Regions from separate parts of the Homo sapiens genome. Here region 1 is linked to region 2. The links are chromatin loops, found by intact Hi-C in ENCODE. Cell type or tissue: mammary epithelial cell. All regions are shown on one strand. Each heading gives the region's core, and the rest is flanking DNA. Links, peaks and the distances in the headings are about the cores only.

Region 1 (11,903 bases), core at 2,215-10,214, 510 kb before region 2:
TCCCCCGTGGTGGGAGGCAGCGGCCCCTGCGCACTCACCTGTGGGCTGTCCTGGTAGGGTGGGGGCGGGACATTCTGCGTGGCCATCATCGTCAGAGCGGGGGCTGGGGAGGCATGTTGCATCATGGGATTGATTCACATGGAGGACCTGTGGGCAGGAGAAAGGGGGCCGCACCGTTAACACCGCTGAGCAGGCCCGCCCTGGGCACCCAGCAGCTCCCTGTGTCCCCCGCTGGGCCACCTGGGCCGGCTGGATGCGGCAAGGGTTGCACGCCCTTCAGGGCAACAAATGAGAGCTAAGGAAGAGGCCTGGGTGGGGAGGGGCTTGCTGTGCTATTTTGACTTGAAAGAAACAATATTCAAATCATATGTAAAACAACCGGTACCCCTGCAGCGGCGCTTTGTTCAGCATCAGCTCCGGCCTGTTGTACGTGTGGGGAGGGGGCACGAAGAGGGAGGGGGCCTGCCTGGTAGCAGCACCGGGGGACTGGAGGCCATTTGGATACCCCTCCTTCCCCAGGAGGACCCTGAGTTCCAGCCTGATAAGGGTGCTCCTGGCCCCGCTGTTTCCCAGGCTTTCTGGAGCAGCCACAGCGCGCACAGGGGCAGGAGGGCCTCAGGCCAGCTACGGGATTCCAGGGTCCCCAAGCACCAAGCTCGCCCCTCCCCAGGGCTCACCCGTCCTCAGACTGTGAGACGGAGGACGGCCTGGACCCGTCCTCAGACTGTAGCCCCAGGGTGGCTGCCTGGAGGCCTTGGGGAAGGGAAAGAGGCAGGGAATGCCGGTCTACTCCTGTACTTTCCCAGACTCGGGCTTGTGACTATGGGCGTGTCCACAGATGTGCCTGCATATCCTATTAAGGAGGACTTTCCTCAGTCTTGGTTCAGTACGGTCACCGGAATGTGGGGATACCAGAAGAGCTATCAGAGCCAAATGGTCTACCTGCCTCTTTGGCTGGTAGAAGACAGAGGCCAAGGGTGACTTGTGTATGGGAGGGCGGGGGTTGGGGGACTTGTTAGTGAAGCTGGGATGGAAGCAGCACCTCCAGATTCCCAGCTCTGGGCCTGCTCCACTGTTGCCCCCATCATTTCCCCATCACCAATAAGCAGGCGAGCTGCCCCCATGAAGCCTCAAGATTTCCTCTTGAAGTAGGATGTGGTGCCATAAGTGGAGACAGCCCGGCTGTGCCACCCAAGGAAACAGAATGTCCAGAGAGCTGTTGTGCTGCAGTAGATGCTCTGAAATATTTAGATCTAGAAGCCACAGGCTAGTTGCCTGATACAGGGCTGTCCACTGTAGGGTAGGAGGTTGCTAAGAGCCTCTGTGGAGTGCAGGACGTGTTCTTCTCCTGGGTGGAGGGCACTGTTGGTGTAGAAACCTTTGTGAGCACAGCACTCACACCCTCCGTCCCCTCTCCCTGAGGCACCTAGGGCTTCATCCTCTTCCAGCCTGGCCCTTCCCAGGGTCTTCCAAAATGTTCACAGACCTGAATTCTGTGGGAATTTGAGAGTGCTTTGGAGCTGCTGTCATCTAAAGGGGCTGGCCTCCAGGGCTGTGTGTGTGTGTGTGTGTGTGTGTGTGTGTGTGTGTGTGATTCTTTTGGTTCTTTTTCAGGAAGTGGAAGTAAGATCTACTCTGACCTGACCTGAGTCTCCAAGATACCAAGTACGCTTTGACCTTCTGCAAAAAGCACTGGAAAGGCCTGTTTCACTCAATAGATGTCTACCAACCACCAACTCTGTGCAGAGAACAGTGTGGGGAGTGTGGTGGGACAGATGAATGAGGCATGGCTAGGAGAGGGAGGTCATGGTCCTAAAGGAAGGAAGAAAATGAGGTGGAGGTGGGTGGAGAATGCACAGGGAGGGATGGCTCCCCCGGTGCTAAAAATGCCGACTTCAGGCCGGTTCCGTCGGCCTCACCGCCTGTCACTCGCCCCCGCCTGGCCTCCTTCAGAAGACGGACTACCAGGATATCTTCACAACAGCATGCAGGGCCTCGCCCATCTCACACACCGCTGGTCCCTAAGATCCAATTTCCTTTTGCAAAGGGACGCAGGAGGGGGCTTTGGGGGAGCCTCTCTCTTCAGGCAGGGGAACCAAGGCCTCTGTTCACAGCTGGATCTTTGTCTGGGTGGTGGTCAGCATCCCAGAGAGCCAAGAGCAGAGTGAGGATTGCAGAGGGAAAAAGGTGGGGGTGGGGTAAGATATAGACTTTTTGAGACATCAGAAGGAACTTCCAGAATTAAGACTTTTGAGATATTAAAGTGGGTGGAATTTCTCTTTTTTGGACCCTGACAAAATAAAGGAAATAGGAATGTTTCAGGGGCCTATTAAACATAGCCTTCCCTGGAACTCTGGCAGAGAAGGCAACTTTGGATAGGGCCCAAGGGCCAGGATGGTGGAATCTCTTCCCGGGAGCATCGATCACAGATGCTCGTCCGCCAGGAAAAAAGTGAAGGGCCATAGCACTGTAGTGCCTGCAGCCTCCAGAAGAGGGAGCCTGGGGGCAGAGTCAGGGTGGGAGCCGCCTCAGGAAGGAGGGCTTTCTCCCCCTCTTAGGGGCAACTAGTTCTCTTTAACCTCGGGCTTGGGTCTTTTGGTAACCTCATTCCATGGATTAGAAGGTCATAATGAAGGCAAAACAAAGGAAGCTCAACGAGGAGGGCATAGGCTACAGAGAGGCGCCTTTCATTCACATTCTTTTGTTCACTGTCCAGTGAATGGAAGGCAGGGTCATTTTAGAGGCGCTGTCCCCAGAAATATTTGTAGCAGCAGGAGGGCTGCCCTGTGTGGGGTTAAGGAGGGGAGGTTAAGAGTAGCCTGTGCCCAGAGACAACCGCCCATGAGGCTGAGAGGAGACTGTTCAGTCCTGAGCCCACCAGGCTGCGGAGCAGGGCCAGACCCGCGTCGAAAGAAGACACAGGAACAATATTCTGAGGACCCAGATGGCCCTGGCCCCTCCCCCTCCTTGGGGTCACCACAGGCCACTAGGCCACTGCCCCATTACCCTCTGGGGGCTTCTCCTGCAAGAGAACAGGAGGCCTTTTCATTAGAGGCTTAAGTTTCCTTCTCTGCTTGCTCAGGCACAGAAGCCTCCGGCAACTTGACACTCCGGGAGCTCAGCTGCTGGAGACCCTGCACCCGTGTCCGGAAGCTGGCTCTTTTCCTCACACCTCTCCACCCACACGTGCACTTCCCCGGTTCCTGAGGGGCCACGTGCAACCATCCTGGAGAGGAATTTGGGGATCTGACTCGCCTTATCTGTGACTTGGCTGGGACTTTGCAGTGGGGTGTGGGGGAACTCTTTGAGCCACAGCGGGGGTCCTGGCCCTTTGGGGGAAGCCTGCCCTTTTTGCATTTTCTTTGGGAGAGGGAGGGGAGCAGCAGGCCTGAGCCCCTGCAAACCTAGCCCCGGGCTTCAGAGCTTTTGTCACGGATTCTGAGAGGCTGCTTGGCCCTGTCCAGAGGCCCCAGTGCTCTGTCACCAGACACCTGGGCATTCAAGGGGGCACAGTCAAGACTGCAAGTGGAGGACAGATGAGGAGCATCTCCCATGGAGAGATTTCCCATCGCGAACAGGCTCACAGGGAAAGGTTGCTTTTTGATTTGTTTTGTTTTGTTTTGTTCAGTGCTGAAAACCTTTATGATATGACATCTAGGAGGGAAAAATTCTATTGCAACACTTGACCCCACAATGACATCCAAGAAGAAATCATTTGTGTCTCTGATATCATCAGAAGAAACTAAAATGTCATTTTAGAGAGCCCAGGAGCCACCGAGGCAGGATCAGTGGATGCAAAGTCATAAAAGCACACCCCTTTAGGAAATGGGATGGGCAGTCCTGGGCACCCACCTCCCTCAGCCTCCTCAACCCATGCTCCCCACAGCCCTGCACCACCAGGTCGGCAGTCTGGAGCCCCAAATCCAGTGTGCTGACAAACAGGCTCAGAAAAAAAATACCAAGCTCATTAGGAAGGAGCTCATTAGGACTTGTTGACATGAAACCCATTAGACCAATTAACATTCCATTAATGGCCTGGGGCACAAAGGGGTTAATGCTGCCAGGCAGTAATTGGGCCAGTGTGCCGGGGTTGGGGGCTCAGGGCCTTAAGGATGAGACACAAAGTCTAATTGGGAACTCTCTGGCCAGCTGGCCTGACAGCATTTGTTCCTGGCCCCTGACCCTAGCTGAGACAAATTGATGGGGGATAGGGAAAGTAGGGCCAGCTCGCTTGGCCCCTCACTGTCCCACCCACCTGCCCCAAACTGGAGACGGGGCCCATGGCTGGCACAAGGACAAGGGTGAGGGGACACTCCCACCCTCCTGGACTCTGACAGTCCTGTTTTCTTCCTTCACGCCATTCCGCCCACTCCCTCTGGTCAAGTGTCTTTCTCAGCCCCGGGGAAGTGAGTCCCTTCTCTCCAGGAATTGCTTTGCAGTGATGTTACCCTCTTAGAAGAACTCTTTGGAGAAGCTAGAAGCCTTCAGGCCCAGAGCCCCGTTCATCTGAAGAGTGCTGGAGTTCAGAGAGAGGGATAGAGGGGACGGTGGCCCTGGGTCTGCCTGTCTTCTGGCCCCTGACCTCCTCCCCTCCTTCCTCCCTTCCTTCCCCCCTTCCATCCTCCTTTCCTTCCTCCCTTCCTGTCCCTTCTTCCCTCCCTCCTTCCTCCCTTCCTTCCTTCCTTCCATAGCAGCTAAGAGGCAGTCATGAGGGCCGCTAGGAATGCTTCTTGTCTGTCCTCCGACACATACAAGCAGCATGTTCATGATTTTCCTTCCCTTGAGACAGGTAGGGGCTGTGGAAGTCACATCCTCTGTCTGGGTCTCAATTTCCCCATCTGTAAACTTTGGGATTGGATGAGGGAATTCACAGGGCCACCCCTCAGTTCTCAGTTCCCATGATCTAAGCCTGGCCTTGGGGTAAAAAAAATTCTGGATTCCACATCCAGTAGAATCTACCACTTATTCTGTAATCTGTACAAGTCACTTTCCCTCTCGGACTGCAGAATGAAGGGATTTCCCCAGAACATTCGGGAAGCCTTTGCCCAGGATTTGCACTGCACACATGCTTGTTGAATGGAACGGAAAGGGTTGGATTGTAGCTTCTTTCTAAAGGCCAGCCAGCACCGGACTTCTCTTCCTCCCATCTAGTTGGAGAGTGGGAAGGAGGCCCCTGAGGTCAGCGAGCCAGGAGCTGTCAATCCCTTCAGCCCAGACGCCCCCAGGTTACCCCTCCACCCCCACCCCCAAGCCGTCCCCTCTGAGCAGCTGCCCAGGCCTGGGTTCTGACGTCTAGACAGATTTGCAGGAGGCTGAAATAACACAGTGAACTCAGCAGGAGGGACCGAAAAGCTGCATTAGTAACCTGGCTGGCTTCAACATCTCCCTCTGGGGCAGCCTCCTCAACCCTGGCGCAATCCGTCTCTTTTTCCCTCAGCCCCAACGCCGCGTCCAAAATGATCTTCTCTGGCCCAGCTCCCTTCCCAGAAGTGGCCTGTAGGTGGCGTCGCAGGGCCCGCTTTAATTGCATTATATAATATAACCTGTTTACTAAATCATGTAATCAGTCGCCTTAGGATTTGCAGCTTGGGATGTGTATGGAGAATTGGACTTTGAGTCAAATTTAAAAACAAATAAAAATGAGAGGCAGCTGTTGCTGATAGTGTGATATTCATCTTTTGGAAACAAATTCACCCCAGTGCTATAAATTATGCCTGGAAAAAAAAAGTGTTGCTGGTAGAACGGAGTTGGCTAGGTCTGCTCTGCTGGCAACTCATAGCGATGAATCTTGAAATAACGGTGTCAACCTGTCACTGATTTCATGTGACTCTGTGGATTTATCTAAAGAAGCAAAGGCGTGTGGGTGCACGCGAGCACACACACATAGAAACACACACATGCACCAGGTCTCTCTGCAAAACCCAGTAAGGGCTAGAAGTGACAAGCTGGAGGCGGGGTGTCTGCCAGAGCTTGGTGGTCCCTGAGGCTTGGTGGATGGGGTTGGCACCGAGAACTGAGCAGTGACAAGGGTGAGGTCAATTTGTGGTGGCAGAGGAGGACAGAATGGAGAGAGAGGATGCACCATGGGCTGGGAGGCTTGACCATGTGAGCAGGGGTTTGTCACCTCCAAATCAGTTGTTGTGTTGAAATGTTTCAAAAAGAGGGAGAAGTGGATGCTCCTGGAGGGGAGGACTAAGGAATTTGGGAAGAGGGGCAAGCTCCCCAGAGCCCGCCCCACCTTACAGCACAGCAAACACCCTCGCCTGCCTCTTCACCCCAGGGACTGTGGGTGCTGAAAGGAAGCTGGGGACCCTGAGGATTCAGGCAGCAGGAATGTGGGGCTGAGTGGGTGCTGCTCTCTGCCTGTCTTTCTGATCCTAGGCTGATGGGGGGAAATGGAGATCCTCCAGTCTGCTGAGGTCAGGCTTGGAGTGGGGCCTGGGAGCCAGGGAGGGAGTTTGTACATATCTATGTTACTGAAGGAGGGACAGGTGCAGAGGAACTGAGTGGGATTTGCACTCAGGTCTCACATCCTTGTTCACTCTGTGTCCTGAAGGCCAGCTAAGAGGTCAAAAATAAGCCGCGACTCCACAATGACCCAGGTCCCAGGGCACACCGCACCCAGCACAGAGCCCAAGTCCTTGCAGAATGTCACAGCCAGAACACCTGCTTCCCTACTGCCCCTCCGGGTCCTCCTTGGAATACTCAGTGGGGAGGCAAAGATGACAACCAAGACAAGCAGACGCTTTGGCCACCCATAGCTCTCCATACTAATTGTCATTTGCTGCCCTTCTGGGAAGCCAACTTGGGAGGTGGTGCCAGGTCATGCCCTAATATCACGATGCTGGTGTCCAGGGAACAGAGTGGGGACAGAGCAGAAGCCAGCATGAGCTTTGGCTAGGACTGCCTGCTTCTGACTCCCTAAGAGATGTGCAGATCTCTCTCCCTCAATCCTCCTTCAGCCCTTAAATGCCACATGGAGTGAATGCTTTGGAAATGGTAAGAGCCTTCTGTGAGACCAGAAAACCCAGAGACCCTTCCCATCCAACCCCCAATTTCCATCCCAAGGAGCGTGGCCTCCCCCTAATGGCCTGTGGCCCTACTTCCGAGGGCCTAAACCTCCTCTCCCGTCTCCACTCCCAAGACCATTTTACTGTTTGTTCTTTATTTGGAGTAACAATATGTCCTCACTGTGGTCGGGCCAACAGATCACTTATGCACTCACTGACCCCAGCCTAGAGATGAGCAGAAGCTTACATTAGAGACCCACCCTGGAGGAGAGGGTGCCGGGTCCCTCTGTGTCCATGGTTCACTATGGGGAGGATTAGTGGGCACACAAGCAGCATGATAAAGCAGTGTCTGGGGACAGGCCCCAGCACTGGGTCCATCACCCTCCTCAGCCGCTCCCTCCTCCATGGACAGGACTTGCCTTCCTTGAACTCCAGCCCGACCAGGTTTCCCAGAGAGGAGCCCCACCGTCCTGCCCTTTGCTGACAGCCATGCCGCTCTGACTCACACAGAAGCCAGAGTTCCAGGCCTGCAGTCTCTCCTCCTTGAGTCCCCAGTTCAGCTATTTTTTTTAACTGGGCTTCACAACACGGAGCAGGAGAGTCAGACGAGCAACACCCGCCCTGCTCCCGCGCCCTCTTCGTGGTCTTGCTCCCGCCTCTCCACACCGGGAACAAGAGTGCTGGAGCCCCACCGCCCTCCCTGCCTCGCTGTCACACCTTTTCTGGCTTCAAAAAGCTGCTGATATATTTTACAAACTGAAACAGCAATTTAATTCCCCCTGATAGCGGCAATTGTCCATTAGATCTTCCTACCGAGGAGCTTAACAATAATTCCTTTCATCCAACTGCTTGCTTCTTCTTGATCTGAGAATCAATCCCATAAATAGCAGGCAAGAGTTCTCACATTACTCTCCCCTCCAGCTTTTAGCATTTTGATGAAGATTCTCATCTCCTCTTTAAGCACTTTACAACTTGGCAATTTTTCCCCCTTTGGTTCCTTTAAACAAAATAAAACAAAAAACAGAAAAAAAAAAGCATGCTGGCTGGAAGGGGGAGCACAGCCCTTGCATTCTGCTCACGGAAGTGGTGTGCGCTTTTTCCTACCTGGAGGCAGGGGGATGGCTGCAGTGACCTGCGGTGGGTCCTGTCTGCTGGAAAGTGGGTGCTGCTCTGCCCCAGAGGCCATGACTATTGTGTCCCCAAAACTCACACTCACCACACCTGGGTCCCGCTTTTGCCAGTGATGTTCAACTTAGGGTACCTCTCCCATTCCAGGAGCCCCTCCCCCTATTGTTCACCCCCAGGAATGGAGGCAGGAGGGAGGCCACAGCTGCTGCCCTGGGGTGCTCTGAGCCAACTCCCTCCCCCAGCCTGTGGCCCCCTTGGAACCTTCTAACCTAGAGAGCGGATTCTGCCCTTTTGTTTTCCTCTCCAGCCCCTCCATCTCTAGCCAAACAACAAGAGTGGGAGAGGTGGGGAGGCCCAGGGAAAGAAGAGAGCTTGAGGCCTTTTATTCAATTATTTTCCTTTTTTTTTTCAACATGCAAGCAGCTCCAGGGATCGGGACAGTGGAGAGCCCTCCAGCTCCTCCACGGTGGTGGCTAGGGTGGAGTGTCAGGGCACCTGGGAGCCCCGGCCCGCCCCTCCCCCAGAGACACTATCATGTGCTCTCTCGTCTGCACACACTCACAGAGAAACAGATCTGAAAATGAACCTGGGACTGAAGTCCCCCTCGACAAACCTGATTCCCAGGTTTATTATTATTTGTCAAGAGCTGACAGCAGCCGCTCAGGCACTGAGCTGAGAAAACAACACAGGCCGGGCCCCTGAGACCCACAACTCAACAGAGACAGACAAACAGCTCCAGCGCTGGGATCCCAGGTGGAAAAGCGCAGAGCCACCTCCGGCAGCCCTCTCGGGCTCCCACCCTTTCATAAGTCTCTCTTCTCTGAGGCAGTCAGGAGGGCCCTGACGCTCACTGGGAGCTGGGGGGAGGAGGAAAGCAGGCATGGGGACCATGTAAGGTGTGAGTAGGGTGGCCGGAGCAGGGGCTGGTGGGGGAAGGAGGGCATGGAGGCGAGGGACCCTGAAGCCTACGCATTCCACCTCTGGTGCAACCTCAGATTCTCCTGGAGCCAGCGGAGCTAAAAGGGTCAGCCAGGCCCCTTTTCTCTCTGAGGACTGTACTGTGTCCTCTGGCTAGATGATACCTTGTTCCAAATTTTAAAACTTGCCTTTAGGAAAAAAAAAAAAAAGTCAAGAGTCAGAGTTGTGGAAGCAAGTGGCTCTGTGCATTCAATTTATCATTGAAAAGCCACTAGTTCCTGAGACGCTCATACCCAGCCAACGTGTGCCCTTCCTGCACCTTCCTGGTGGCCCAGGCAGAGCTCACAAGAAACAAGAGCTCTAAATAGAGCCCATGGCAATGGGATCGGCTAGAGGAGGAAAGGCTGCCCAGCCAGGCTGCCCCACCCTTGGTCCTCACCACCCCCTTGGAAGGAGGGCGGGTACACTGGCTCTGTGTTCCTGAGCTTCAGGAAAGCCAGCCCTGGGGAAGGGAAGATGACAGCCATGATGCGAGAGGACGTGGCGCGGCCACACAGACTCGCACCCCAGCAGATACTCCCTCCGTCGCCCAACCTAAGATGCTCTCGTGCCTTTTGCTGTGTTTCTTGTCCGCTACCAAGGTGTTCTGTATTTCACAGCCATGCCGTTCCCTTCATCAACACTTGGCTCCAAAGCCTACTGTTCCATGAAGCCTTTCTTCCCCTTCCACTCCAGGACTACACGTGGGAAATCAAGGCGGGAATAATCATCATGCATGTTTCTGTGTTATGGAAAATCTGCTCCTCACCCGCATGTCCCATCTTGCCCACTGGCCCCTGTTCCCCCCAGCAGACAAGATCATGGCTCTGCCTTGCATGTTCACTGGGGGAGAAGGGGCAGCCTATACAATATGACTGCACAAAGTCTACCTCCTTATGGAGCCTCAATATATATACATGGTTATAGTTTAATTTCTTTGGCTTAACTCCTTTTTTTCTTTCCTTTTTTTTTTTTTGAGACGGAATCTTGCTCTGTCACCAAGCTGGAGTGCAGTGCAGTGGCACGATCTCGGCTTACTGCAACCTCTGCCTCCCGGGTTCAAGCGATTCTCCTGCCCCAGCCTCCCGAGTAGCTGGGACTACAGGCGTGCACCACCACACCCAGCTAATTTTTGTATTTTTAGTAAAGAGGGGTTTCACCATGCTGGCCAGGCTGGTCTCGGTCTCTTGATGTGATCTGCCTGCCTCGGCCTTCCAAAGTTCTGGGATTATAGACATTAGTCACTGTGCCTGGCCGGCTTACTTTTTTTTTTTTTTTTTTTTTTTGAGATGGAGTCTTACTCTGTCACCCAGGCTGGAGTGCAGTGGTGTGATCTTGGCTCACTGCAACCTCTGCCTTCCGGGTTCAAGCGATTCTCCCACCTCAGTCTCCGGAGTATCTGGGACTACAGGTGCCTGCCACCACGCCTGGCTAATTTTTGTATTTTTAGTAGAGATGGAGTTTCACCATGTTGACCAGGCTGGTCTCAAACTCCTGGCCTTGTGATCCACCCACTTCGGCCTCCCAAAGTGCTGGGATTACGGGCGTGAGCCACCGCGCCTGGCCTGGCTTGCTCTTAAAATGTAAAACAAGCCAATCCAAGAAGCATAACCCTTTGAGTCCCAGCAGCCATTTACACAACAGTGAGAATAAGTTGGTTAGTTTCTGGAGCCAATTTGGATGTGGGTGAGATGATAATATAGAATTAATAACAACTGCCACTTACTGAGCCGTCCCTGTGCCCCAGGCATGACACTAACAGTAGATACGGGTCACCTGGTCTCTTTTCCTTAACAACCAGATGGTGTCGGCATTACGGTTGTTCCCATTCGTGGGTGAGCAAACCGGGGCTTTGAGGAAGTTTCCAGATGTTACACACAGTCTGATCCCAGAGTCTGCAGGTTTAACTGGAAGTCTCAGGGTGAGGGCAGGAAATAGCAGGGAAGGACTGAGACTCCTAGAAACTGGAGAAGTGCAGAAAAGGTGAGGCTGATTATAAAACCAAGCTGCCAGTTTAGAGTTGGGCCCTCGAATACTGGCTGTCCTTTGACTTTCCTATGCCCTGATTTTCCAAGCATCATGTTATACTGACACCACTAAATGTCTTCTGTGTTGCCGAGCCTGGGCTTTTGTACATCAGTTAATGGACACACACTCTGTGCCTTCCCACGGTAGGGAAGTTCCTTCCATCAGCCCTGTCATCCTGCTACAGCAGTGTGTGTACACATTTTGTTAAATATTTCATTGCATTTTGCTCTTATTATTTTATAAAAATGAGCAGGAGATGGGAAAATGAAAGTGCTGATCCCAGCGATAAGAAGTAGGGGTCTCATAAACATAATACGACTGAGACGAAGATGGAAAACGTTAAGCGAGCTGAAAGCGGCAAATCTTGAGTCTTCATCGTGGACTCATTGGACTGTGTGTTCAATTAGGAGGAGAAGGAACAAAATTAAAGAACACAAAATGATGGAAATGTATGGCTGAAGACTGCATCTCAAAGGCGATGTATAATTGGAATCTGATAATGTGTCGTAGCTGTCTGGGAGCAGAGCTCCGGGAACGCATGGGGCACATACGAAAGCCAGGCTGTCTGTGCCTCACCCTGCTCTTGGCGGCTCTGGGGCCAGGGCTCTGAATCACATTACTGGGATTCTGTCAGTGTCTCTGTCTTGTCATACTGGACTGAGGGGCCCTGCTGGGGCCCAGGAGGAGTGAAGTGGGGTAGAAGGGGGCATGCAGTCAGCCTGCTCTCTGTGACGGTCTCCACTTGGCCTTTCCCCACACACCCTTGGCTTTCCAGGGACC
Region 2 (11,903 bases), core at 1,966-9,965:
TTCCGCGGCTCAGCTCCCTGCGTTTAGCTTTCTCCTCATTAACTCCCCGGCCTCATTAATCAGCCCCGATGAAATGCGCCCCCGGGAACGCTGCCCGCCCGCTCCGCCGTTTGGCGCTTTAATTATCCTCCCAGCGGGAGGAGGCGGGGTTGGCGAGGCTGTGTGTGTGTGTGTGTGTGTGTGTGTGTGTGCGCGCGCACACACACACACACACATACACACACGCGCGCGCACACACAAACGCACACATGCATGCACAGGTCCGAGGATGTCCGAGCCAGGCAGAGCCTGGGTCGTGACCCAGCCAGGGCTGCAGACCCGGCTGGCCTCGCAGGATATTACCTCAGCCCCAGCAGCCCTAATATCTCCTGGGCATCTGCCCAGCGAGCCTACTGCCATGCGGTCGTTTGCATCAAGTCCCTTCCCTGCAAGGGAAGGGGGTCCTCTTTCTCTCCAAAACAGTCCACAAACCTTCATCTCTTTTGTTTAATTTCATTGACTAACCAAATCCTTACTGGCCTGCACCTACTTTGTGCATTGGGAACATGGTTGGGAACATGATTTAGGAGATGGAGATACAGACATAGCCCCTGTCAGGCATCAGGAAGCTTCCACACCGGCCAGGAGGGAAACAAGTGAAAAAGCAAACCAAACAAAGAGCAAAACCACCCATCAGTGGCAAGGTCCTCATCTTAAAGTGAGCCAGAATGCTGTGGAAGTGCGGAGTAGGACATGGAATGCAGTCAAGGCTTGCCAAGAAGGCCTTTCCTAAGATCAAAGCCTGGAGTGGGACTTAAGCTAGAAGTGGAAGCCAGCCAGGGAAGCAGTGGATGTTTAAAGGAGTAAACAGCAAATACAGAGAGGACATAACATAGACAAAACTGTGTGCACAGAGCCCTGTGGCTATTCCGTCCAGCTGGAGGACGGAGTTGTGACAAGGAGACAGCATGAGGTAAGGAGCTAGCCATGGCAGAGCCCAGGACATGAGGAGCCTTGTGTGCTGTGCTAATGTTGACTTCGATGTAACCTAAAGGCAATGAGCAGTTAGTGACGGATTTTAAAGCCAGAGAGTGACATGGTTAGACATATGTTTTGGAAAACCTCATTGCGAGTGAGGAGGATGAGTTGGAGGAGGACAGGAATGGAGGAAGGGAGGCTAATTAGCAGGCTAGGTGGCTGATTGGATGTGGGAGGCAAAAGAGGGAGTGGAGTTTGGAATATTCCCAAGTTTCCTCTGCAAGGTGTGTTTGCAAATGGGGAGGAAGGTTATCTTGAAGTGGTCCCAGGTCTCTGGCTCAGCTCAACTTGCAGGTAAGGCAGAAACCAGCTGGTCTTCCCTGTTTGCTTTACCCTCGTCTTGGTAGGCAGCCAGGAGACTTGTCTTCCAGTCTCAGGAAGGTAAGCTACTTCATCAGCTCTCTCATCTATAAGGTGAGAGACTTGGATTGGATCTGCTTTACAGACTTACTCCTGCAGGGCAGGGGGTCCAGGGTCTAAGAAGATCAAAGCATGCCAAGGCAAGAATGAATGCCTACTGAAGGAGGCAGTGCCCCTCAGCCAAAGTCTGCTCTAGTCTTGCTGGAAAAGGACTCAAGGTTGCCAGATATTCTACAACGGAAGCCAGAGGTCAATGTTTTTAATATGACATCTTCTAATTTTAAAATGCCCAATCAAAATATACTTGGTTTGAAACACATGAGATATATTTAAATCCATTTGTTCATAAGTGATTTAAAAAAAATCGTTGGTCACCATTAGGGGAATCTGAGGAATCACCTCATTATTTTGATAAATAATAAGGGAAAGAATCAAGCATTTATCCTGCCTTTCCTATTTGACGTGTACCTCTGCATAAACAAATCATTGATGACAGATTCTCTTTAGAGAAGTATTCAAGCTCATAAATGAAGAGTGAATCATAGAACTAGAATGTCACAACTTGGCAATCCCTAATGAAATAATGGGTCTAGACAATGGTCATCACTGACAAGCAGACATTACTTTGGATCGAATTAAACTATGGTCTATGAATTATTCTTTAAAAAATCCAGCATTAATTGATCAAGCCTCTATATCTAACAACCAATTTACAGGAAATGTAGAGGTAGAAGAACATGTTAAATGGCACCATGGGGATACATTTAACAAAATCCAGACTGTGGAAAATTCTACAGAACAAATGATCTGGTTTATTTAACAAATAAATTTCCAGGAAAAAAAGAGATTAACTGGGGGATTATCCGATTAAAGGAGAGAATGCACTGTGGAGATTCATTTGGATCCCAATTTGAACAATAAAGAAAAATAAGACAATTGGGGAAGTTTGAACATTGACTATATATTTGAGGACAAGGAATTATTGTTTTAGGTGTGATATTGATATTATTATGCTATTTAAAAGAATTCTTATCTTTTAGGACTACTTTTTAGTACTTAAAGAAGAAATGATAGGATTTCTGAGATTTGCTTCAAATTCTGGAGGAGAGTGGGAGAATAGATGAAGGAAGATTGCCTTTGAATAGATTAAGTGCTGGCTGAAACTGGGTGGTGGGACTATGGGGGTTTATTATAGCATTCTCACTAATTTATATATATTTATGATCCACAATATGCTATTATTCATGATGGAAAGTTTAAAAAACACTTTATGGACCAAAATGTGTTGGTGGCCTGGATTTGGTCCACAGGCTGCCAGACTGTGGCCTCTAAATCTGATGACACTTCAGCTTCCATCCAACTGTAAATTGCCCGTGAGTCCAAACCATCAGTGGTAGGACCCCTTACTACTAGACTTTGATTCCCCAAACCTTTTTCTGGTCCCTTGTCAGGTCCTTTCCCAGAGGTTCCCATCCCACAGGGAACGCGGTAGTGTGGCAGAGAGGAGCATTAAACAAAGCCATGACGACCAGCCAGAGTTCCCTGGGACGGAAGATACCAGAGGATTGGGGTGCTTAGGATTGGGGTGCTTGGAGCAGGGCGTCTGGAGCTGTCACAGACTAGCGCTGCTCCTCTATCCAATTCTCTAGCCTCCGTGTTGAAGATACACACTGCATCCGGCCAGACCCACTTTTTACCTGAGCATTCCAGAGCCCAGCCAAGGCAAAGACATCTACTACCCAGGAAAAAAATAATAATAAAAGGCTGAAGGCTCCCCTGCGGAGTTCGGGTTAGAGAAGAGGGTGGTCAGTCTCAGGGAGACAGAGCGATTGGGGCAGAGGAGGGGAGAGAGTGAAAGTCCCCTTGTCCGAAGGCACGTGAGAAGGACAGTGCAGCAGACGGGCACGGAGCTATTTCCGTGCGGTCTCTTGTCTTATTGCATGTCCCCCCGCCCCACGCAGTGAACTACCCTTCCCTTGGCACGTGTCTGCGGCGCTGGCTGCTCATTTAGAAACGAAGGGGCCAGCTCGCAGAGTGCATCGCGCGGGCGGCCGCAGAGGGGACGCACAATAGGCAATCAGCGGCCGCGGGGCGGGAGGGGAAGGCGCGGGGGCGCTGCCGGGGGCGCCCGTAGCCTGCGCGCTCCAAGGGCGCTTCCATCCCTCCCCAGCCCCGGGGCCTTTTATTGTTCGCTGGACCAGCTCCTGTTCGTCGGACTGGCGCTGGCGTGGGAGGTTTGGCGAGAGGCGGTCTAGGCCGTTGCCCAGCCCGGGATCCTGCGTGCAGGCGCGCCCTCCACTCGCCCGCGCTCCCACCCAGGTGTCCGCGTGCGGGGATTAGGCGGCCCGCCGGGCTCCCGCCTCCTCCATCAGCCGCTAATGGGCCGTCCTCGGCCTGGCCCCCGCGCCATTGTGTGCGCGTGGGGGTGACGCCGGGTCTCCGCGGCGCGGTGGAGGGTGACCGCGCGCCGCTGCCACCCCGCTTCACACCTGCTCCCCGCCCCCAGCCCCGGCCGCGCTTCGTGTTCCCTCCCTCCCCGCGGGAGGGGTCTCAGCTGGGGCTGCAGTTGGTAAAGAGGCCGTGGAGAGGCCGGCGGCGGCCCGAGGAGGAGCCATAAATTTGGAGCAGATGCGGCCTGACAGTCACCCAGCCCGGGGAGGTGGGGGAGGGCTCTACGCCCCTCCCAGGCCGCGTCTTCTGGTTTGCAGCTGAGTTAGATGGATTCCAGGCCGAGGTGACCCGGGACTTTGGACACACGGAGCCTGTGCTCCTCACTCCCCCACCTCTGCCGGCCGCCCATTGTGTGCCCACGTGCAGGGAGAAGGAATAGGGGGCAGGGACATGTCTGCATTGGCTTATGATTTTCCCCCTAAAAAATGTCGTTTTCCAGCAGAGACTGTGACAAAGTCGGCCACCCTGGCTCTGAGCTGGCGCTTTTTGACAGCAGCCAGAGAAAAATATGGAAGATAGTAGAAGCAAGCTTCAGCTGTTCATTCTGCACTATTTTTTAAGTGCCTGTTTTGTGCTAGAAAGGTAAGGAGGCACAGGCATACAGGATGGGGAGATGGGAAAAGGTGGCGGAAAAAATACCAAGGACTAATACTTGCCATACTATAAGTATTGTGTGTACTGTAATTCTGCACATTAAATAGTATTTTCCTTTAGAAAGTGGCAGTTCCTCCAGCAGAGGAGGGAGCAGGGTGCAGTGTCTCGGGGGGTTGATGGAGTTCGCTCTCAATCCAGGTATCCCATCCACAAATATATGCGTGTCAGGGGTGCTTTCCGCGGATCTGGAAGGGAGTGAAAAGAGCTGGAGCTGCACCCAGGTGGGGTGGACACAGCCCTATTTATCTTATTTGCTCTGGGTACTGTAGGGATTCTTCTCTAGTGTCGCTTTAATTGAAGACTGAGTCTCCCATCTGAAGATCTTGTGACCAAGGGTGATTGGAGGGTCAGTGTCCACAAAGCTGGTGCTCAGTTGGCAAAAACCTCTGCCACCTCCCTTTGTGGCTGTTCTCTGCTCCCTCTAACACTCTGGGCTGGACTGGGTAACTAGATTGGCTTCTAGGACCCATTGCTTCTCCCCTTAGCTCCCACTCCGACAAGTCTCCCTGGTCTGTGCCCAGAGGATCACCCTAAGACTAGAGCAAGCTTGTGCAACCCACGGCCCATGGGCCGCATGCAGACCAGAACACCTTTGAATGCGGCCCAACACAAATTCATATATGTTCTTAAAACATGATGAGGTTTTTTGCAAAAAAAAAAATTTTTTAGCTAGTGTATTTTATGTGTGGCCCAAGACAATTCTTCTTCCAATGTGGCAGGGAAGCCGAAAGATTGGACACCCCTGGACTAGAGATTCACAGCTTGCATGAAAATCACCTGGAGGCCTTATTAACCCTGCCCTACAGTTTCTGATTCCTTTGATCTGGGGTACGGGCAGAGATATTGCATTTCTGAAAGTTTCCCAGGTGGTGACAGTGGTGATACTGGGGGCCACACTTTGAGAGTACTGGCCTACAAGGAAAGGAAAATAGGGGCAGGTGAAAAAAGGAAGGAGCTGAAGTCTTCAGTGCTGGAGGAGGTTACTGGAAGCTGAAGCTCTCCAGGGTACTTGGGTATCTTCACCCTCTGTGAGGGATCCATAGGCCAAATCCCCAAATAATTGTGGACATATTCCAGAATTCATATTCTAGTATTCGAGTGTGTGTGTGTGTGTGTGTGTGTGTGTGTGTTTCTGAAGACTTAGCACTCCCCCTAATGGCTTCAGATGATTCTGCACTCTCCTCAGCCTTTCAACGGGAAGCAAGAATTACTCTTATTTTCCCAGCCTAACTTGGTTATCCACTCCCATCTCTTTGTCACTGATGGAGCGGGGCATTGTCTTACACATTTGTTTACAAATTGAAGAGCATAGTTTTTTTTTACACAATAGTTTGTGTACTAATGAATGAATTAGTGCTATCTTTCCTCTTTAGGAGAACCTTGTTCTCCTAAAATCTACCTTAAGTCACATTTGAAGTGTTGTAGAACCACCTACCAGTGTTCTAAAACACTTCAAATGTGTTCATAGGGAATGAGTTCCAGATGGTTGCCTAAAAATTCTCCCCAAGGTGTCGGTGCCGTTGTCATCAGTTGGGAACTTTTGGCTGGCGGCAAGCACAACCCGAGTCAGAGGTTAAGGATGGATTTGCAAAGTGGAATTTTTAAGTGTGGTATATGGACAGATCAGATGAGAAAATCAAGTGGCATTTTATTTCTCACCACCAGGTGGCAGACCTAACCTCATTAATGAGAATCATCCCTAGACTTGAAGCCTGGCCTGAATTCTACTTTTTTCATATATGAGCCAGGGCAAAAGAGCTGTTTCTCTACTTAAATGACTCAGAAATTTGGGGTAGGGAGAACAATGCTTGAAAATATCTTTGTAGGCCGCGGTGGCTCACGCCTGTAATCCCAGCACTTTGGGAGGCCGAGGCGGGTGGATCACGAGGTCAGGAAATCGAGACCATCCTGGCTAACACGGTGAAACCCCGTCTCTACTAAAAATACAAAAAATTAGCCGGGTGTCGTGGCGGGCGCCTGTAGTCCCAGCTACTTGGCAGGCTGAGGCAGGAGAATGGCGTGAACCCGGGAGGCGGAGCTTTGCAGTGAGCCGAGATCGCGCCACTGCACTCCAGTCCGGGCAACAGAGCGAGACCCCGTCTCAAAAAAAAAAAAAAAAAAAAAGAAAATATCTTTGTAACTGCCGCCAATGTACTTGAGTAATCCCTTGAGCTTCCTGATCCGTGAGGAAGGGCTCGCTGATACTTTTTTTTCCTTCTGGAAAGAGGGAAAACATATGGATGTAACAAAATGGGTTACTTAAGAAAAATGTAAGCGATCTAACTTCTAACCAGAGGTTTCTGCCAGGGCATAAACACATGGCAGCCCTAAACAGCTTTGCAGGCACATGGCTTCCTTCACTTCCAGCCCGTCTGGCAGGCACCCTCTTAATTCCTACCAACTTAATTCCTACCACCCGAGTTCTTTGTTCTGTCGCCCATATTGAAGTTTCCTCAAACTAAAAATGAAAGCTTTATTATAATTCTGGAATCTACTCAGGGCCTTCTTAACTAAATTCTAACTTGCAGTATACGGACATGTAGTTGATCTCTCCTTTATCCCAAATGATCTTGACCCTCAGATCATAGTCAACGTATAAATTAAATTCAACCTAAATTATATAACTATAGCAAGGGTTACACACACACAGCAAGAATGCAGGACGGGCGCGGTGGCTCATGACTGTAATCTCAGCACTTTGGGAGGTCAAGGTTGGCGGATCACCTTAGATCAAGAGTTCAAGACCAGCCTGGCCAACATGGCAAAACTCCATCACTACTAAAAATATAAAACTTAGCCAGGTGTGGTGGCGTGTGCCTGTAGCCCCAGTTCTCAAGAGGCTGAGACACGAGAATCTGCTTGGGAACCTGGGAACCTTGAACCTGGAAGGCTGAGATTGTAGTGAGCCAAGACTGCACCACTGCACTCCAGCCTGGGCAACAGAGCGAGACTCTGTCTAGAAAAAATAATAATTATATATATATATATATCTTACAGGAGGGGTCAATGAATGTTTTGGGAGAAGGGCAGTGAAGATTTCTGTTCTACACACCTTTCTCATCTCAGGGCTATATTACAGCAGATTCTGACAGTATAGTAGCTTTCTTCACAATGTCAAGATCAGAGCAGATCTATACCTTACATAGAAGACAGAAAATTGACTATACCAACATCAGGTCCTCCAGCATAGGTGGGACATTACCTTTTCAGCCTGCAGGGCTTAGTACTTCTTTCAGCTGATCGGCTTCAGGCCTCTTCCTCATTTTGGAAAGGGCAAATCTCAGGTGCACACTGAAAATCTTAGACTAAGTAGCCTGGTACAGTGGCTCACGCCTGTAATCCCAGCACTTTGGGAGGCCGAGGAGGGTGGATCACGAGGTCAAGAGATCGAGAACATCCTGGCCAACATGGTGAAACCCTGTCTCTACTAAAAATACAAAAATTAGCCAGGCGTGGTGACATGCACCTGTACTCCCAGCTATTCGGGAGGCTGAGGCAGGAGAATCGCTTGAACCCAGGAGGCGGAAGCTGCAGTGAGCCAAGATCATGCCACTGCACTCCAGCCTGACGGCAGAGCCAGACTCCGTCTCACAAAAAAAAAAAAAGAAAATCTTAGACTAAGTAAAACCCTCCAGCCCAGAGTGCTTCTCTGCATTGGGCAATTCACTCTCACTGCCAGAGCTCCCTTATACACTTTAAATGCTTATAAATACACTAACAGACAGAGCCTATGGGAAACAATATAAGAGGATTGGATAGTAAGTATTTGGTTTTTTCTATGTAGTTTGTTAACAGAATCAGTCAAAATATATTTATGGAATGCCCACAGGCTACATAGCATGGTACTTCACCCTTCATTGAAAATCCATTAAAACAATTACTGGGTCATGCCTGGAAACTTTTTTCACAAAGGAATTTTCTTTAGTTGCTGGGTTGACAGGAACTAATTTGAGATGCAAAACTAACAACCCCATTTGAACTAGCAAGCCCTTATGTAAACCACTACAAGTGATATGTTTGAATTTATTCGCACCTGTGCCTGTATATATGGACTTAAAAGCTAAAGATATCGTGGTATTAATATGCATATAAGGGAAGGAGAGTTTTAAAAGTTAGTGAATCATCTTCCACTAATGCTTGGTAAATGTTTACCAAGAAGGTTGTGCCCTGGTTATAGGCCGGTAATGACCACCAATAAATAAAACTGTTTTCACCTCTATAACAGTTATGGAATGTCATTCCTTCTTGCCTTTCATACCAGGAAAACTAGGCTGAAGAAAAAAATCACTTCTTTTTAATCAAGGCAAAAACAGACTCACCCAACCAAAAACCAACCCTTGGTATTTGAAATTAGTTTATTAACATAGGGAGATTTCATATTTTTTTATTGTTTTCTCCCACCACTAACTTTAAGACTTTAACAACCTTTATTAGAATACACACACAGCTATATATATATATTTGGTTCTGTCTTCTCTAAATCATTTGTTTAACAAGGAATTTTTTTACTTAAGGCACTGGTATAGAAAATGTACCCCATTTCTTGCATATCTTGCATGTTATGGGGTCTTGTTAAGTGTTTCCAAGTTTGGTGGAATCACCACCATTTCTACCCCTGGTCCATATTTTTAGTTCCAGATCTTCTCTGCAACCACTATCCCAGTCCAAAACCCTCTACTGTATTCGCTGTCTTCTTAGTGCGGAGGAGAAAGAAAGAGCAGGGTTGGGCAGAGGGTCTTATTCTGCCTTAAAAGAAGGTTATACTTTCTGTCAAAGGATAGAACTCTGACTGACTTAACGAAAAATACAGTAGTATAAGTTTAGACCCAAGGTCAGATAGTCCTGGGGCTAAAGCTCAGATCCATCACTTAGCAATTATGTGATTTGCTGCAAGTCACCTAACTTCTCTGAGCCAAGGCTGCCCTTCTCACTTGTAAAGTGAAGCTTAAATAAGATAATACATATGAAAGGCTGGGTGTGGCAGTTGCACCTTAGTCCTTGCACTTTGGGAAGCCAAGGCCTGTGGAGCCCTTGAGCTCAGGAGTTCAAGATCAGCCTAAGCAACATGGCAGTAAGCTGTCTCTACAAAAAATACAAAAATATGCTGGCTGTGGTGGCATGTGCCTGTATTCCTAGCTACTTGGGAGGCTGAGGTCAGGAGTTCAAGACTAGCCTGAGCAACATAGTAACAACCCGTCTCTACAAAAAATACAAATATGCTGGTCATGGTAGTGCATGCCTGTAATCCCAGCTATTCAGGAGGCTGAGGTGGGAGGATCGCTTAAGCCCTGCAGATTGAGGCTACAGTGAGCTGTGTTAGTGCCACTGCACTCCAGCCTGGGAGATAGAGTGAGACCCTGTCTCAAAAAGAAAAAAAAAATGCACATGAAATGCTTAATGTCTGCCCTACTACAATGCATCAGAGAATAGAAGTTATTAGTATCTACCGGACCCAAACCTCTGTGAGAATAGAAGCTTGCTTCACTTCTGTTGCTTTGGGCAAAACTTCACCTGTGATCAAGAGAGTATGTGTGTGTGATACTGTGAAATATATATTTGGTCTTCTCCTGTCTCCTGACATATAGCTTCCCAAACCCTTGGAATCTCTAAAGCAACAGGAGTCTTTTGTATGCTAATGAGGTAAATGGTGGCCCAGCCATGATTAGAGGGCTGGGACTTTCAGCCCCACCCTCCAACCTCTGGGGAAGGGAAAGGATCTGAAGTTTGGGTTGGTCACCAGTGGTCAATGATATAATTATTCATGCCTACATAATGAAGCTTCCATGAAAACCCAAAAGGACAGAGTCTGGGGAGCTTCCAGATAGCTGAACACATGGAGGTGCCTGGAGGGTGGTGCCCTGGAGAGGGCATGGGAGCTCCGCACCCCTTCCCTGTGCATCTCTTCCAGCTGGCTCTTGATCTGTGTCCTTTGTAACATCCTTGTAATAAATGGGTAAGTGTAAGTAAAGTGTTTCCCTGAGGTCTATGAGTCACTCTAGCAAATTAATCAAACCCAAGGTGAGGGCCCTGAAAACCTCAATTTATAGTTGCTTGGTCAGAAGCACAGGTTACAGCCTGTGGTTATGACTGGCGTTTGAAGTGGGGCAGCCTTGTGGGACTGAGCCCGCAGCCTGTGGGATGTGACTGAGCCTGTCTCCAGGTGGAAGGTGTTAGAATTGAATTGGAGGATGCACAGCTGGTATCTGCTGGAGTTAGAATTGGAGGACGCATAGCTGGTATCTTCAGTTTTTTTTTTCTTGCCTCTTTAGTATGCATGTGCAAATACAACCGAAAACTCATTGATAGCTAAGCACAGTGGCTAGCACCTGTAATCTCAACACTTCAGGAGACTGAAGCAGGAGGATTGCTTGAGGCTAGGAGATTGAGACCAACCTGAGCAACACAGAGGGAGAGACCCAGTCTCTTTAATTTTTTTTTTAATTAGCCAGGTATGGCAGCGCATGGCTATAGTCCCACTTACTCAGGAGGCTGAGGCAGGAGGATCACTTGAGCCCAGAAATTCCAGTCCGCAATAAGCCATGATCGCACCATTGCACTTCAGCCTGGTGACAGAGCAAGACCCCATCAAAAGAAAGAAAGAGGGTGAGAAAGAGAGAAGGGGGAGTGGAGAGGAAGGGATGAAAGGAAGGAAGGAAAGGAAGAAAGGAAGGGAGGCAGAAAAGAAGGAAAGGAAAGGAAAAGAAGAGAGAGAGAAAGAAAAAGGAAGAAAGGAAGAAAGAAAGGAAAGAAAGAGAGAGAGAGAAAGAAAGAGAGAAAGAAAGAAAGAAAGAAAAAGGAGAAATCTCATTGAACCACCAAATCCAGGATATTGCAGCATAGGACTTTCTTTTCTGGGAAAAAGCTGTGTTTTGAGCAGGATTAAAAGATGACCAAGATCCTTTGCCTTTCTCTAATTGTTGGTCAATTGAGTTGGATCCTTCCAGAGACGGACACTGAGACAAGCTTTTGAGTGCAAGAAGTTTCTCTGGGGAAGATCACCAATAGGAAAATAAAGGTCTGAGAAGGGAAAGAAGCCAATACAGGGTAAATTGTGGATAGCTGGGGCTTAATTCCTTCAGGGAACTCTGGGACAGATGGCTTAGGATGCACCTCAGAGTTTTCCTACCTGAGGGGCAAGGAAGTTGGGATATGTATCTACCAACCCTCTATCCATCGTTTGTTAAGATCCACTTCTGGGAGCATTAACTGTTGCAGGCACGGCCTTGCCACAGAACCCTAGAGGCCAATACTGCAGCTTTCCTAACAGAGCTTGCAAGAGACTCTGTGTGGCCTACATGCCTGCAACAAGCATCTCTAGCACCATGGAATTACCAGGCACATGGCCCAAGCAGAAAGGCCGCTTAAACTGCAGCTAGAACCTGCTGCGAAGTGTAGTCTTGCTCTGGGCCTCCCTCAAAATC

What was found. Hi-C counts contacts between places; a loop is a spot of excess contacts. Peaks named below come from ENCODE experiments on the same cell type or tissue, not always from the same donor. Only the 100,000 strongest peaks of a DNase experiment are listed, where the experiment ranks them.
Region 1: a loop joins it to region 2, with 11 times the contacts of the local background. A loop is called at or near these places in 2 of 110 quality-filtered maps.

The regions. Positions count from the first base shown.
Region 1 is chr11:125,339,528-125,351,430 of GRCh38, reverse strand. PKNOX2 (PBX/knotted 1 homeobox 2) reads right to left here. Exons shown (of 13, transcript NM_001382323.2): 4 at 39-147. The coding sequence starts at 125. Among named protein-coding and RNA genes, the nearest start is that of PKNOX2-AS1, 79 kb to the right of the region's middle. RefSeq lists enhancers at 1-144, 145-808, 1,464-2,006, 9,333-10,082. In mammary epithelial cell, for the core only: CTCF peaks have their summits at 2,486 (motif pointing right) and 5,490 (motif pointing right); no DNase peak of the experiment used is centred there.
Region 2 is chr11:124,831,404-124,843,306 of GRCh38, reverse strand. It overlaps MSANTD2-AS1 (MSANTD2 antisense RNA 1), which reads right to left. Exons shown (of 5, transcript NR_103862.1): 5 at 8,820-10,421. Among named protein-coding and RNA genes, the nearest start is that of ROBO3, 28 kb to the left of the region's middle. RefSeq lists enhancers at 1-150, 151-714. In mammary epithelial cell, for the core only: CTCF peaks have their summits at 5,645 and 6,147 (motif pointing right); DNase peaks (open chromatin) are centred at 5,606 and 6,156; H3K4me3 peaks cover 572 bases; H3K27me3 peaks cover 2,662 bases.